Regions from separate parts of the Homo sapiens genome. Here region 1 is linked to region 2. The links are chromatin loops, found by intact Hi-C in ENCODE. Cell type or tissue: PC-3. All regions are shown on one strand.

Region 1 (2,500 bases), 67 kb after region 2:
CAACAGCTATTATGGAATAAATATTTCAAGTTTACAAGAAACCACAACAAAAAAACACCCCACAACCAATAAACGTCTGCACGACATAACATGCAATTAATTCTCCATTGCGGTGATAAGAAATCAAGTGTCTGCATTTACTTATCAAGGCGAAGACTAAGTTTTTAAAGAAATTAAGGTTTTCATAATGTGCTTTTTTGTGCCTACAATTAACTTCTACTTTACACAAAAACATAATCCAGAAGTAGGCAATAACGTTATAAATGAGTTAACTTACACTATACTTTATCGCTATGATTATGTAAATGATGTAAATATACAGTTGAGAGGTAATTTAGGTTAAGGGGAAAGAAAACTTTTTAATATATTTACTTGAACATTTAAATTAAGATGTATTTGGCATGCTCATTTGAAAATACGCTGCAGTCTATTGTCAATACAGACTGTCTTTTAAATACTGAGTTATACAAATGGAAATTATCAGAAATTAGGGTTTACATGCAGGGAAGGAGGCAAATATAATTATTACAGGGTACCACTCTTAAACACAACTAAACTGAACCCTCTGCAATCCTTTTATTACTAGTAGAATTAGAAGACGTAGAGTTTCCTTTTCTTTACAATTTCAATGCAACATATCTTGTCAAAATAAATAACTGCAATTATTGCAGTAGTTATTCATTATTAATTTCTACCATTAAAGTTTTATTCCCAGGCATAAGTTAAAGTGATATGGTTAAAAAAATAGATAAAAAAGTTTAAGATACACTTGTCTAGTGAAGTATCACTCTAAATTAATGTTGTAAATTCAGACTTACTATTTTCAGAGAGCTGTGTTTCTGGTCTTGAAGAATGAGAATAAGGCAAGGTCAGTTTGAGTTTAATTTAACTGTCAAAAGCACAACTAATCCGCCCAAAGTAAAATATGGCCTTTCGACTGTGTTCATTTAAAATAGGCATCCCTTAGTCCAGTTCTTTTATCAAAAAAATCACAAAATTATTTGATCTATACCACCCTTGACTTTATTTTCCCAGCAGAACGCAAGTGAGACAGAGGAACAGTTGTTCTGCTTGTATATGGGATTGGGAAAGTAGGAGAGAAAGAGAGAGAATGTGGTGTATTATTTCCCTTGAAAAGCAGTACCCGTTTATTGTGTTGTGTAAGAAATTACCCTTGGAACAAAACATTAAGGCTTATAGAGATACTGTCATTACATCTTCCCTACTAAAGGTCACTGCAGTATCTTCATCTTCAGTACAGCTCTTGGGTAAATCTCATTTCAGCACCACGGACAGAGACGCTTCTATTAAAACCTGCGCCTATTGTTGCATTTGCATCGACCAATTCTTAAGAAACTTGCGCAGGCTTCCCATTTGCCCATCAGCAAGGGTTATATTCTTTATTACACTGAACAGGGAGAGCTTAAATATAATACAGACTATTAAATATTTCAGTAAATTTTAACTACATCATCAACGTTTTGCTATTTAATACTTCTGGAAAGCATACTGAAAATCAAGCTAATTACATAGTGTGTCTGATAAATAGCCTATTGCTAGTCAATCACTAGACACCTAATTACAACTGTTCATTCATAGTGAGTCCCAGATCAATAATTATACAAATGTCCAAGAGGAAACAGAAAACTTAAAAAAAGTAAATATCCTCAGGTAGGCCCCCAGACTTTCTGAACAACCAGAACTACCCCTGTAAAAACAGGTAATTCTTTTTAACTACCGAAACAACTACAACCACTTTCTCTTGCTCAACCAACTTAATGATGTCACTATGAGAGCGTTCCTGTGTGCAGATCTATATTGCAAACCACACATGCCTGTCTCGAACTCTTCTGACTTTACCTGTGAGCATCAGTGTGCAGTCTCATTGCTATTTTCCTGACAAGACTTTTTCAACTTCCTTTTCTTAAAAGATGTAACAGAGTTTGAGCCAACTGCATGAATGTAAGAAACAGTTAAAGTGCCAGCTTGATTATCTCAGATAACCGGGGACTTCCCTGATCTTCCAAGGACTCCCAGAAGAAGGCATCAGTCAGTCCACCAGCAATCCACCAGGTATTCTCATCTCAAACAGCAAGCCAAGCTCTTAATAACCGCAGAAAACACAAAGTAACAAAACCATAGCCAAAAAATAATAATAATAAACTTGAGAAGACACCCCAACCAAGCAGAGATAGGAAAGTGCAGGAAAGGGGGAAACCCCCGAGGGTTCCTACCTTACAGTCTTCAGGACAGGATTTCACCGAGTACTCCTCCGACTGTAAATATTTGTGGAGCACGCTTTCAAACTCTTCGTATTTCTCCTGAGCATGGTGGTCATAGTCCTGGTAAGCCTCGACGCACTGCCTGCAAGTGGTCATCTCGCCGCCTTCCTTGAGCACCACATCCAGACTGCAGTTCAAAGTGTTGGGACTGGACAACCCCGAGAACAACTCCCAAAGTGTGTAGGAATTACAAAACGAAAGGTAAAAATCCGACAAGT
Region 2 (2,500 bases):
AATTATAGGATTTCATTTCATGTGTTTTATGTAGTTTGGGTCTTCTAACTTCTTGAGCCCGGTAATAAATTCACAATAGTTTTTGTTCACATCAAATAACATCCAATTTGTCAACATTTATCTTTTATTTTTCTGGGATTGCTCAGCTACATTCATTAATTGAATTTTGGAGGCCTTGATGTAATACTTTTGTGTAATGTTTTGTTTTAAGATAATCTTTTTGCCTTCATTATTTTCTGAGCATTTTTATTTTCTCTCATTCGATGTGAACAAATGATTGAGATGTATTTAATATCACTTTTCACTGGTCAAGATTTAATTATATTTTGTGATTTCAACTCCATCTAAAATTTCTGTGAAATTTGTATTTCTTCCAACAGTTATTAATAAGTCTGAAAGTACTACTCTCGCTGCTTTATTGATCCTTTGTGTCGTTCCCCTTCCCTGCATGTTGGTGTTACTTCTCTATGCTGTTAGGGTGGTCCTTCCTCCTTCACCAATCATAAAATACCTCCCTGCTATCTTCCCAACAGTCCCCATTCCAACTTATTCTCCATGACGTTATCAGAGTACTTTTCTAAAATATCATTCTGAATTATCAGTTAGGCTTACCTGAATAAAAACATAAACGACACCCCTCTAATTACAGAATGAAGAAAAACTCCTTAACAGAGAATACTAACCTCTGGCACACTCATACTCTTCCATCACCTTATTTTACCATATTTTACACGTGCCCAATACTTCTGTCATACTCATACCTTTATTCTCCACAAAACACCAAACTTCCTCAGCCATTTCCACAAATGCATGCCCTTCACAACCTGAAATGTACTCCAGCTGCTCATGAACCCCATGTTTGTTTCAAAGATCATGGCCACCAAAAAGCTTTCTGAGCCAGGAGGTGATCGTGTTTCCTTCCACCAGATCCCCTTGCTCCCTTGACTCTGACAGGTGAGCATGGCGTTTTGTTTTTTTATTTTTACATTTCTATTCCTCATCACCTCCCATTTTTCTTTTCTTTTCTTTGTCTTTTGAGACGGAGTCTCGCTCTGTCACCCAGGCTGGAGTGCAGTGGCACAATCTTAGCTCACTGCGAGCTCTGCTTCCCGGGTTCATGCCATTCTCCTGCCTCAGCCTCCCCAGTAACTGGGAATACAGGCGCCCACCACCATGCCCGGCTAATTTTTTTTTCGTATTTTTAGTAGAGAGGGGGTTTCACCGTGTTGGCCAGGATGGTCTCGATCTCCTGACCTCATGATCCGCCTGCTTCAGCCTCCCAAAGTGCTGGGATTACAGGCGTGAGCCACCGCGCCCGGCCCACCTCCTGTTTTTCAACCCCAGTCTGTATAAACATTTGCTTAGTAAGTAATCCACAAATATTTACTAAGAATGTACGATACATGAGTCAGTGTTCTGGGCACTGGGGCTTTATCAATGAACACAACACATCTTCATGGACGTTCCAGTCTGGTTGAAGAATGAATGAAACTCACAAGCTAAAATATTGTTGATTTTCAGATTTTATATTTGAAGATAAATTTCATTTAATTTATTTTCAAATATCTAATTTTGGGGAAGATAAAAAGAATAAAAGTAAAAAAAAAAATTTTATCAATCCAAAGAATCAATCTTATATTTGAATAACAAATGTGAACCATACTTTTTGTTATTTTTCTATTCTTGACCTAAGAATACTTTCAATGGAACTAATGAAATGCATTTTAATATAAATGGCCCAAGATGGCTTTTCTTTTCTACATTTAAAAAATTTGAAAGCAATTTGAACCAATTTAAACAGCATATCCCATTTTCCTCAACTTGGAATAAGCAGATTGTATTCAGGTATATTGCTATGCTATGAAAACCAATATTTTTGGCCACAGAGACATGATGATGTATAATAAAGGATTCATAATTTTCCCCATGATTTAGGCTTTCTGGTTTCATTCTTTGGAATATGGGGCGCTACGGCATCTGTCCATTCAACAACAATGAGTAGAGAATATCAATGGTTGATTGCAGCCAATTTTAGTTTTGTGTATTTTCTTGTCCTTTGCATGCAAAATTACTTTTCAGAGGGCACAATTAGTAAAATGTACATTAAATATATGTTGCCAGTTTAGTATGCTAACTTCTTCTCTCTAGAGGTTAATACATTTTCCATTCAGAATTGAGATGCTATTTATAAAATTAATAACAAAAATTCTCTAATATATTAACAGAATTTTCTGAAACTAGAATTGCAAAATGTTACAATATTATGTTGAGGTAGCACAATTATTATCAATCTCTTCTTTCCTTCCCTTATCAATCTCTTCTTTCTTTCCCTATCATCTTATATATCCTTCCTTTACTTCAGTTCTCGTGTTTGTGTTCCTCACCTTTTCTTCTGAATTTTGAAATATATTTAAGAAGCAGATTAACAAGTGATTACAATTTAATTTATTAGAAAACAACCCCAAGGAATTCAGACCAAAAATTCTATCAGTTTGGAATG

The links. A loop is a pair of places that touch in the nucleus more often than their neighbours do. Peaks named below come from ENCODE experiments on the same cell type or tissue, not always from the same donor. Only the 100,000 strongest peaks of a DNase experiment are listed, where the experiment ranks them.
Region 1: it touches region 2 in a loop (5-fold over the local background); 1 of 110 quality-filtered maps calls a loop at or near these places.

The regions. Positions count from the first base shown.
Region 1 is chr13:107,863,448-107,865,947 of GRCh38, forward strand. NALF1 (NALCN channel auxiliary factor 1) reads right to left here. Exons shown (of 3, transcript NM_001080396.3): 1 at 2,235-2,500. Among named protein-coding and RNA genes, the nearest start is that of NALF1, 2.8 kb to the right of the region's middle. In PC-3, no CTCF peak of the experiment used is centred here; no DNase peak of the experiment used is centred here; H3K4me3 peaks cover 1,614 bases.
Region 2 is chr13:107,796,188-107,798,687 of GRCh38, forward strand. The region is part of intron 1 of NALF1 (NALCN channel auxiliary factor 1); the gene reads right to left. The region is part of intron 1 of NALF1-IT1 (NALF1 intronic transcript 1); the gene reads right to left. Among named protein-coding and RNA genes, the nearest start is that of NALF1-IT1, 38 kb to the right of the region's middle. In PC-3, no CTCF peak of the experiment used is centred here; a DNase peak (open chromatin) is centred at 1,404; H3K27ac peaks cover 66 bases.